Linked DNA regions of Homo sapiens: region 1 is linked to region 2. Evidence: read pairs that join two places in POLR2A ChIA-PET (ENCODE). Cell type or tissue: OCI-LY7. All regions are shown on one strand. Each heading gives the region's core, and the rest is flanking DNA. Links, peaks and the distances in the headings are about the cores only.

Region 1 (5,373 bases), core at 111-5,110, 270 kb before region 2:
TCCACCAGCACATGCAGTCCCTGTGGGGGGGAGCTTTTGTAAATGCAGGTCCCTTCCCATCATGCACACCTGAGTGTCCACAGTCTGCCTGATTCCTTGGCCTTTGTTGAGAGGAGTTAAAAGGCTGGAGCAGAGGAAACAGAGGGCATCTGGGGGACGGAACGCTTGGAGAACGCAAAGGGAAAGGCGGATGGAGTGGAAAGGGGTGGGGAGGAAAGGAGGGGTCCATTTTGGTCATGCCCCTATTCCCAAACCCAACTTGCCTGGGCACCAGGGCTGAGGACCAGCACCTGTGGCTTGGCCTCCAGTGCTCCTTCCTCAAGCCTGAGTTCTGTCCCACCCCACCTCCGTGGGGTAAGCAGGGGCAGGAGGGGAGGCCTGCTGACGTACCTCCCCCAGCTCTTCGCACCCCTGTGTCTCGGGAAGAGGTGCTAGGTCCAGGGGGGGTGGAGAAAGGACCTCCAAGTCAGAAGTGATAAAGAGCCCATGGAGAGAGCCTGGTGCCCCCACATCTCCTACAGAGCAGCTATATCCCTTCCCAGGGGGAGAGAAAGCCACCTCTGAGAGCAAAGCCACCTCAGAAAAAAGACTAGAGGGAAACACTGAAAAGTCCATAGTAGTTAATACTGTGTGGTCCGCCATGATGGCAGGTAACCTTTATTTTATATTCTTTTGATTATTGTGTATTTTCCAAACTTTTAATACTTGTAAATTTAAGGGAAAACAATTTTTGTTTTCAGAGAAAGAAAGAGGAAGAGGCAGTCCCACCCTCCCAGGAACAGGCAAGCTGGGGCTCCCATCAGCCTGAGCTCCAGCCTGGGAACGGCCTGCTCCCACCCAGGCAAGGCCCTGCTGGCCACCCTGCTCTCTGTTCTTCTTCCCAAATCACTGTGTCTGTCACCTGCCTCCTTGGCTCTGCCCTGTCGGGCTGTGGAGCAAGGGTCTGCCCCGGGCTGCGCAGAGCCATGCATACAGTAGGTGCTCAGGAAATGCTTGTGACCTGAGGTGTGGTCCCAATCTGCAGACAGTTTCCCTGGAGAGGTGGGCCTACGTCCCCAGCGGACTTAGGATGTGAGGTGGGCGAATTGGTTGCTGCTGATTCATTCAATGAACATTTATTGAGCATCTACTGCATGCAAGCACTGTTCTGGGCACTGGAGATGCAGAAGTGAACACAATGGACAAAGATGCCTTCTCCCTGGGGCGCCACATTCCTGTGATGTGTGGAGAGAGACTGCCTCAGGAACCACCCTCCCCCCCAGTGTTTTTCAGTGTCCCAGCTTTCCATTTATAGATGGGGAAACTGACACTCAGAGAGGAGGCAGTCCTTGCCTGAACCCCGACAGCCAGGGAGTTGCAGATGCTGTTCTAAGCTCCAGAGCCTCGAGATTCAGCCCAGACCTTAGCCTACCAAGCCCTACTAAGGTAGGCTCTCTCCTCTGGCCACCCACACCCCTCTGGCTTAGGTCCTTCCTACCTATGCAGAATCTTGGCCTCCTGGCACTTCCATAAATGCTCTGGATTCCCCATTAAATCCTCATCACAGCTCCGTGTGCTGGGCATCACCACCTCCATTGTGGAGATGAAAACAGACTCAGGCAGATGGTGGGACTTGCTGCAACTAATGTTTAAGAAGAGGAAAGAGGACCTTGAGTCATCCTGTGGTCTGTCTGACATCAAACCAGCCCGTCAAACTCTCCCTTCTGCCCGGAAGATATCTTCTCTTCCTTGGCCTGAGGGCACCACCTCCATGGAGCCCTCCCCGATACCTCTAAGCGAGGTGATTCATATCCTCCTCTATGCAACCACAGCATCTTCAGGCCCTTCTCAAATACTTCCTGAAGTCTTTCTAGAAAGGGTGGAATCTGAGATGGGTCTAGAAAGGGCAGATCTGGGGAGGAAGGAACCTTGCTGGTACAAGCAGAGTGAACAGCATGGGCAAAGGTATGGAAGAAGGATCACACAAAAGGATTACATGGAGATGGAAGGTTTATGGGTCCTGTGGAGGGCTTGAGGGAGAGGAGACTGAGGAAGAAGGTGGGCCAGGCCTGGGGTTGGTCATGGCTTCAGGACACAGGGCTCCAGGACTGAACCAAGCTGGGCCGTGATGTGGGGCAAAGCATCCCATGATGCACAGGGCGGTTCTCTGAAATAGGCCAGTGTAGACATGGCCTTGAGGGTAGGTACGTGTGTGAACAGAGACCACAGGGGCCTCCCGCACCCACTCACGAGCCCTGTTTTTATCAGTCTCTAGACACACACCTGAGCAGCCGAAGCACACTTGCTCTGAGGCACGTAGAGGGCTCCGTGGATGGCCACGTCCGTGGTTGGACAAGGACAAGGGCGAAGGCTTAGAGCAGCTGAAGGGAAACCTGTCCTGGGGAGAATCCCAGGGCTAGTGACGGCGGCATGATTTTCAGGGCACAGTGCAAAATGAAAATACAGGATCCCTTGTTCAAAAATCAGTAAGAATTTCAGGACAGCGACCACAGAACACGAAACCAAGCATGAGGCCCTTCTAAGCAAGGGACCCTGTGCAACTGCCCAGGCCTGAAAATAAGCCTCTGTCTGCCTTTCCTTCCTTCCCTGGACTTGTGTGGGCTTCCATTCTTTATGAATCCACAGTGTTAAAATAATAATAAGTGAAGCCTTGGGTGAGAGCATAGCTTGAAGATTTTAGAACCAGTAAGAACATTAGGGAAAACATGACTCCAACCAACGTCCCCACCCTGTCTGCATTTTACGTTGTAGAACACCTGAAGGATCTAAGAAATTTAAAAATAAGCTCGGTAATCTCAACACCCAGAAAAAACCACTATCATTCGGTGTGTTTCCTTCCAGTCTATTTTTACCCCATGTCTTGTTTTTGCCTCTGTGGGTCTCTTTCCTCCATGTGTGAGGCCATGCAGATATGTCTGAGAACCTCAACAAGAATATCAATAGGCTGGGGCATGGCGGCTCCCGCCTGTAATCCCAACACTTTGGGAGGCTGAGGCAGGAGGATAACTTGAGCTCAAGAGGTGAAGGCTGCAGTGAACTATGATCGTGCCACTGCACTCTAGCTTGGGCGACAGAGCAAGACCTGGTCTCCAAAAAAAAAAACCACACATTAACAGTCATTACAGGTTGAACATCCCTTACCCAAGATGGCTGGGACCAGAAGCATTCAAATTTAGGACTTCTGATTTTGTCAGATTTCGGAATAGTTGGATTATACTTCAGTCCAAAATCCAAAATTCTCCAATGAGCATTTCCTTTGAGTACCATGTTGGCCCTAAAAAAGTTTTGGATTTTGGAGCATTTCAGATTTTAGATTTTTGAATTAGGGATAATCAACCTGTATAGGTGTTAGGATATGTCTAAGAAGAATCTAGAACGGCACCGTCCCGTAGGATTCTCTGTGATGATAGTAATGTCCCATGTCTGTGCTGCCCAACACAGTAGCCACCAGGGGCACGTGAATCCCGAGCGCTTGAAACGTGGCTACTGTAACTGAGGAACTGAATTTTTTATCTTATTTCATTTTAACTATTTTCATTTAGATAGCATTTAAGTATTTTCATTTAAAAGCTAATGGCTACTTTGTAGGGCTATGCAGATCTGTTTTTTTTTTTTTTTCATTTTTCTTTTCTTTTCTTTTCTTTTTTTTTTTTTTTTCAGACGGAGTCTGGCTCTGTCGCCCAGGCTGGCGTGCAGTGGCGCAATCGCACTCACTGCAAGCTCCGCCTCCTGGGTTCACGCCATTCTCCTGCCTCAGCCTCTCGAGTAGCTGGGACTACAGGTGCCCGCCACTACGCCTGGCTAATTTTTGTATTTTTAGTAGAGACGGGGTTTCACTGTGTTAGCCAGGATGGTCTCGATCTCCTGACCTCGTGATCCGCCCGCCTCAGCCTCCCAAAGTGATGGGATTGCAGGCTTGAGCCACCGCGCCCTGCCTTTTTTTCATTTTTCAACTCAAAATGTTTGAAAAGTTTTATACATAACAAGCACGTACTGCTTTAGTAATCAAAAGAAAGATAGTAAAAATTTTAAGTTTTTAAAGCATTCAATGCTACCGGAAAAAAAAAATACCTGAGTTTTTTAAAAGCCTATGATGGGGGAAGATTGATCCTGTTAGAATAGGATCTATTTTTACTTTTCCAGTCAACATACAGAAGAACGAATGTGGGGTTTAGAATCAGAAGCTGTGGGTTTGTCTACCGGATCTGCCACTTACTGGCTATGTGCCCACTTAACCTTTGTGAACCTCAATTTCCTCATCTGTATGATGGAGACATTGATGCTAGTGACCTCTCCAGGCCGCTGTGGGGGCTGAATCAGACAAGGAAGGTGAGAACAGGAGGAATGGCCTAGCGATGGTGCACATGACTGGAGATGATTTCTGTAGAGGTGGAGCCACTCATCCCTGCGAGAGGGTGTTCCTCACAGCTCTGACTCCCCTTGCCATTTCCTAGAAAGCAGGAAATGAGGGTGGCATCTCCCAACGTGTGTTCAGATGTTATCAGCTGTTGAGCAGAAATAATGGAACTCTGTGGTCAAACAAGATTGGGATTGGTTGTTTCAAACAATGTTCAATGGTGTTTTGCTGCAGGACTTGTCAGAGTCTTTGATATGCTAATGGCTACCTTGTTGGGCCATGGAGATCTAAAATAGTGTATGCTCAACTGTTTATTGAGTTATCTCTTGGGGTGAGATGATGCATCTGGAAGGGGCTGGTGTGTGCAAAGTCCACTTTTGGAAAAGCTGCTCTAGAGAGAGCTATTGGATCCACCATGGGCTATAAGCACTGTGGGGGCGGGGAAATTATCTTCTCAAGGACCTAGGAAATTGTATTGAGATTTCAAAGGAAAATTTGCTGGATCCTAAATACAAAAGGGAAAAGCACAACATTGAAATGAATCAATTCGTAATTGACAGTCTAGAAAATATAAATTATGACTCAACTTTTAAATAGTTCCATTAGCAGTAAACATTTACATAGCTCTTAACTCTATGTCAGCCACTGTCTAAGTGTTTTCCATACCTTTGCTCATTTTGTTTATATATGTATTTGAGACAGGTTCTGGCTCTGTCTTCCAGGCTGGAGTGCAGTGGCATAATCTTGCTCACTAAAGTCTCTGCCTCCCAGGCTCAAGTGATATACCTTAGCTCATTTAATCCTCACAACCCTATAAGACAAAAGCTCTTATGAGGCCTATTTTACAGATGAGAAAACTGAACCCCAGAGAGATTAAGGCATCTGCTCAGGTCACCCACCCAGGCAGCCTGCATCCAGAGCCTGCGTGGCTCGCCAAAGCACAGTAGCTATGAATTAATGGACGTTTCCTCAGGTCAAGGAGCATCCTTGGTCTTCTCTTGGCCCCATTTCTGGCA
Region 2 (5,373 bases), core at 268-5,267:
CCTCCAGGGTCATCAGAGCCCACCCTGGAAGAGTGCTACCAACCCCACCCACTAGCATAGAATTCCAGTAGAGCCCAATATGGCTCTGATGGTGGGAGAGACAGGGAACATATGCTGGGAAGCCATGTAATAGCCATGACATCGGGGTAGTACGTGGAAGGCTCAGAACAGAAAATTCCCCACAGGCCCCAGAACATCCTCTAGAGCAGCAGTCCCCAACCTTTTTGACACCAGGGACCAGTTTTGTGGAAGACAATTTTTCCACAGGCAGCAGGAGCATGGTTTCAGGATGAAATCTTCCCACCTCAGATCATCAGTCATTAGATTCTCATAAGGAGCACAAAACCTAGATCTCTCAAATGCACACTTCACAGTAGGGTTCGTGCTCCTATGAGGATCTTTTTTTTTTTTGACTGGAAGTCTAGCTCTGTCACCCAGGCTGGAGTGCAGTGGCTCGATCTTGGCCCACTGCAACCTCCGCCTCCCGGGCTTAAGCGATTCTTCTGCCTCAGCCTCCTGAGTAGCTGAGACTACAGGTGCGTGCCACCACACCCGGCTCACAGTGAGCCAAGATTGTGTCACTGCACTCCAGCCTGGATGACAGAGTGAGACTTCATCTCAAAAAAAAAAAAAAAAAAAGGCCAGGCACGTGGTGGCTCACACCTGTAATCCCAGCACTTTGGGAGGCTGAGGCGGGTGGATCATGAGGTTAGGAGTTCGAGACCAGTCTGGTCAACATGGTGAAACCCTGTCTCTACTAATAAGGCTTAGAGGTGAAGGGGTGGGTTCTGGAGTCAGACAGACAAGATCTAAATCCTGGTTCTATTGCTCACCAGCTATGTGACTTTCTTTTTTTTTGAGACAGATTCTGCCTCCCAGGCTCAGGAGATCTTCCTGCCTCAGCTCCCAGAGTAGCTGGGACTACAGGTGCGTGCCATCACGCCTGGCTAATTTTTTTGTAGAGATGGGGTTTCTCCATGTTACCAAGGCTGGCCTCAAACTCCTGGGCTCAAGCAATATGCCTGCCTTGGCCTTCTAAAGTGCTAGGATTACAGGCGTGAGCCACCGCGCCCAGCCTATGTGACCTTTGTGTGCCTTGGTTCCTTCATCTATAAAATGGGAGAAGAATGCCCAGGAACACAGGTGGAAGAATTAATGAGATGCAGTAAGGGCTCAGTGCTGGAATTACAGGTGGGAGCCACCGCACCCAGCCTGTGTGAAAATTTTAAGAATTAGAATCAGGCCGGGCACCGTGGCTCATGCCTGTAATCCCAGCACTTTGGGAGGCCAAGGCAGGTGGATCGCTTGAGCCCAGGAGTTCAAGACCAGCCTGGGCCACATGAAAAACCCAGTCTCTACAAAAAAATTTTTTTAATTAGCCAGGCATGGTGGCATGCGTCTGTAGTCCCAGCTACTTGGGAGGCTAAGGTGGGAGGATTGCCTGAGCCCAGGAGGTCGAGGCTGCAGTGAGTTGTGATCATGCCATGTACTCCAAGCCTGGGCAACAGTATGAGACCCTGTCTAAAAAAAAAAAAAAAAAAATCAGAATCACTTTGCTCTAAAACAGATCTTTCAGATAATAAGAGCAGAGCTATGGCAGCCAGGTGTGGTGGCTCACACCTGTAATCCCAGCACTTTGGGAGGCCAAGGCCAGCGGATCATCTGAGGTCGGGAGTTGGAGACCAGCCTGAGCAACATGGAGAAACCCCATCTGTACTAAAAATACAAAAATTAGCTGGGCATGGTGGCACATGCCTGTAATCCCAGCTATTCAGGAGGCTAAGGCAGGAGAATAACTTGAACCTGGGAGGTGGAGGTTGCGGTGAGCCAATATCACACCACTGCACTCTAGCTTGGGCAACAAGAGCGAAACTCCACGTCAAAAAAAAAAAGAAAAAAAGAGTAGAGCTATCTGTAGCTATTAAAGAAGAGAAAAAATAAGAGGAAAACAATATTTGCTGAGGATTTATTATGTACCAGGCATGGCACTAAACCTGTTTAGAGGTCCTGTCTCATTTAATCCTCACAGCCTTATGAGGTAAATACTATTATTAACCCTGTTTCACAGGTAATGAAACAGATGCACAGAACAACTGAGTGTGTTCATTGACTGTCATTCATTCACTCAATGCCTCGCCTGTGCCAGGCCTTGGGGACTCCCCAGTACACAAAGTAGACAAAGGCCCAAGTCGCCTGCTGTTGAAGGACTAGAAAGTGGGTTCCCTAGGACCCTCGGGGGAGCGTCTTCAGAGCCCAAGTGCATGACCACGATGGAACGGGATCCTCATGAAGTAGTGAGTTTCCTGCCACTGAAGGTATGCAAGTGAGAGCTGGGGACTTGCTGGGAAGGAATTCCCGCTTGGGATGGGCTGGAGCCAGTGGACGGCAGGAGCCCTGTAGCTGTTCTTCAAGTTCTGCAATCCTACAGGGAACCTCTGAGCACTGAATCAAAGCCTCCCACTTGCAGGATAAAAGGTGGGGAGGAGGAAAAAGGAAAGGGGAAGAAAGCATGGAGAAGCCGGAGGGGCAGGACTGACCTCAGGGCATCAGCTCCACAGCAGGCACCCAGGCCCGGGTGCCACCTAGTGGAAGGCTCAGAAAACGAAGAGAAGGCCAGAGAGAGGGACAGAGACGAAGAAATTGAGAGTGACGGATGAGTGTGTCCCTGAGCTAACTCAGGAGCCCTACCTCAGTGTCCCAGACCCTTCTGAATAATGACACTGGATATAGTGAAATTTAAGACTTTTTTCCCCTGTATTTTGACCTCTCTAAAGTCAGATACGTCTTACAATGAATGCGGTGGTGGTTTAATAGGTGGTGGTGCATCCTACAATTGCACGTATGTAAGATTTGATGGAACACTGAAAACTGTCATTGATGGAGCCCTTGTGACATGCCAGGCATGAGCTAAGCCCTCTACCTGTATGATGTTATTGAATCCATGCCCATTTAACAGAAGAGGAAACAGAGGAGGCTGAGGGAGGTGAAGTCATGTGCCCAGGTCTCACAGTAAGTATGTCTGTGGCTGAGAAGCTGGCTGCAGGACTGCTGACCACTGCTACACTGCACAGCTCCCCTCTCTGTGTCACCAGTCACCTTGTTTTATCACTGCCTGAGTGTCCCCTGGCTCCCACCCTCGACCCCTGCCCACATGCCATGATCTCCGCTGGGACAGGGCCTGTGTTTCATTTGTCTAATTTAATGCTCACAAAAACCCTGTGAAGGTGGGTACCATCACTACCATTTGACCTACAGAGGTTAAAGTTTAAATAAATAGAAGCATCTGGCTGGGTGTGATGGCTCATGCCTGTAATTCCAGCACTTTGGGAGACCGAGGCGGGCAGATCACTTGAGGCCAGGAGTTCCAGACCAACCTGGCCAACATGGCAAAACCCTGTCTCTACTAAAAATACAAAAATTAGGCTGGGCATGCTGGCTCACGCCTGTAATCCTAGCACTTTGGGAGGCCGAGGCGGGTAGATCACCTGAGGTCAGGAGTTCGAGACCAACCTGGTCAACATGGTGAAACCCTGTCTCTACTAAAAAATACAAAAAAAATTAGTTGGGCATGGCACGCTCCTGTAATCCCAGCTACTCGGGAGGCTGAGGCTAGAGAATCACTTGAACCCGGGAGGTGGAGGTTGCAGTGAGCCGAGATTGCACCACTGCACTCCAGCCTGGGCGACAGAGCAAGACTCCGTCTCAAAAAAAAAAAAAAAAAGTATGCTATAATTCTAGTTCATATTATGCCCAGTGAAAAAAAGAATATTAAATATTATGTGTATCTGGTATGATCCTGATATTTGTAGCTATGAATGTACTTATAGAGAAAAAACCTGACTCATTTTATATATTAGAGGAGAGGAGCTCAGGGTGGGTTCGGTGTAGCCAGGTAGGACATTTGACCTAGGACAGGTGTCTTTGATTATATTAGGATGGTGGGATTGCCAATAATTTTTTCTCTAGATTTTTATGTTTTCCAAATTCTCTAAAAATGAGCATGTCTTTTTAAAATTAGAAAATATCCTATAAGGCCAGGCGCGGTGGCTCACGCCTGTAATTCCAGCACTTTGGGAGGCCAAGGAGAGCAGATCACTTGAGGCCAGGAATACCAGACCAACCTGGCCAACATGGCAAAACCCTGTCTCTACTAAAAACACAAAAATTAGGCTGGGCACAGTGGCTCATGCCTGTAATCCTGGCACCTTGGGAGGCCGAGGCGGGTGGATCACCTGAGGTCAGGAGTTTGAGACCAGCCTGGTCAACATGGTAAAACCCCGTCTCTACTAAAAAAATACAAAAAAAATTAGCCGGGCATGGTGGCACATGCGTGTAATCCCAGCTACTGGAGAGGCTGAGGCTGGAGAATCAGTTGAACCTGGGAGGTGGAGGTTGCAGTGAGCCAAGATCATGCCACTGCACACGCCAGCCTGGGCAACAGAGCGAGACTTTGTCTGAAAGAAAAAAAAAAGGCATCTAAAATTATTTTTAAATGACTGGGTAAGAAATTTACAACGGGGAGGACTGTGGCTGTGTTTTGATGTTGGCATAGGGGTGACTTTTATTTATTTTCCAATTTTCCTGGCCATAGAAAACACTTTTAAAATGTATGCTATAGCCGGGCACAGTGGCTCACACCTGTAATACCAGCACTTTGGGAGGTCAAGGCGGGTGGATCACCTGACGCTGGGAGTTCGAGACCAGCCTGACCAACATGGAGAAACCCTGTCTTACTAAAAATACAAAATTAGCCGGGCGTGGTTGGCACATGGCTGTAATCCCAGCTGCTCGGGAGGCTGAGGCAGGAGAATCACTTGAACCCGGGAGGCGGAGGTTGCGTTGAGCTGAGATCACACCATTGCACTCCAGCCTGGGCGACAAGAGCAAAACTCTGTCTCAAAAAAAAAAGAAAAAAAGAAAAAAAAGAAAAGAAAATATCATATTAAATGCATTTATAAGTCCAACAAAGATTTGGACAAGAAAGGACATACCAGGCTAGGTGCAGTGGCCCACCCTGTGATCCCAGCACTTTGGGAGGCCAAGGTGGGAGGACTGCTTGAGCTTAGGAGTTTGAGACCAGCTTGGGCAACGTGGCCAAACCCCACTTCTACCAGAAATACAAAAATTAGCTGGGCCTGCTGGCATCCGCCTATAGTCCCAGCTACTCAGGAGGCTGAGGTGGGAGGATGACTTGAGCCCAGGAGGCGGAGGGTGCAGTGAGCTGAGATCACGCTATTGCACTCCAGCCTGGGCGACAGAGCAAGACTCTGCCCCCACCGGCCCCCGCCCTGGCCACCCCCCACCAAAAGAAAAAGGACATTCCAGGCAGAAACAGCAAGAAGCAAGAAAAGCAAAAGAAAGAAAGTGGGAAAT

The links. ChIA-PET counts read pairs that join two places held together with the same protein. Peaks named below come from ENCODE experiments on the same cell type or tissue, not always from the same donor. Only the 100,000 strongest peaks of a DNase experiment are listed, where the experiment ranks them.
Region 1: POLR2A ChIA-PET joins it to region 2 with 6 read pairs; 3 of 35 experiments call an interaction of 5 or more read pairs at or near these places.

What each region holds. Positions count from the first base shown.
Region 1 is chr1:24,951,648-24,957,020 of GRCh38, reverse strand. The region is part of intron 1 of RUNX3-AS1 (RUNX3 antisense RNA 1); the gene reads right to left. It also overlaps a transcript of RUNX3 not described here. Among named protein-coding and RNA genes, the nearest start is that of RUNX3-AS1, 24 kb to the right of the region's middle. RefSeq lists enhancers at 1,548-1,597, 1,638-1,787, 1,828-2,007, 1,049-2,248, 4,372-4,421 and a silencer at 2,745-2,804. In OCI-LY7, for the core only: a CTCF peak has its summit at 4,230; DNase peaks (open chromatin) are centred at 2,810, 3,090 and 4,292; H3K4me3 peaks cover 981 bases; H3K27ac peaks cover 1,129 bases.
Region 2 is chr1:24,685,938-24,691,310 of GRCh38, reverse strand. No RefSeq gene overlaps it. Among named protein-coding and RNA genes, the nearest start is that of SRRM1, 45 kb to the right of the region's middle. In OCI-LY7, for the core only: CTCF peaks have their summits at 2,350 and 2,581 (motif pointing left); a DNase peak (open chromatin) is centred at 2,570.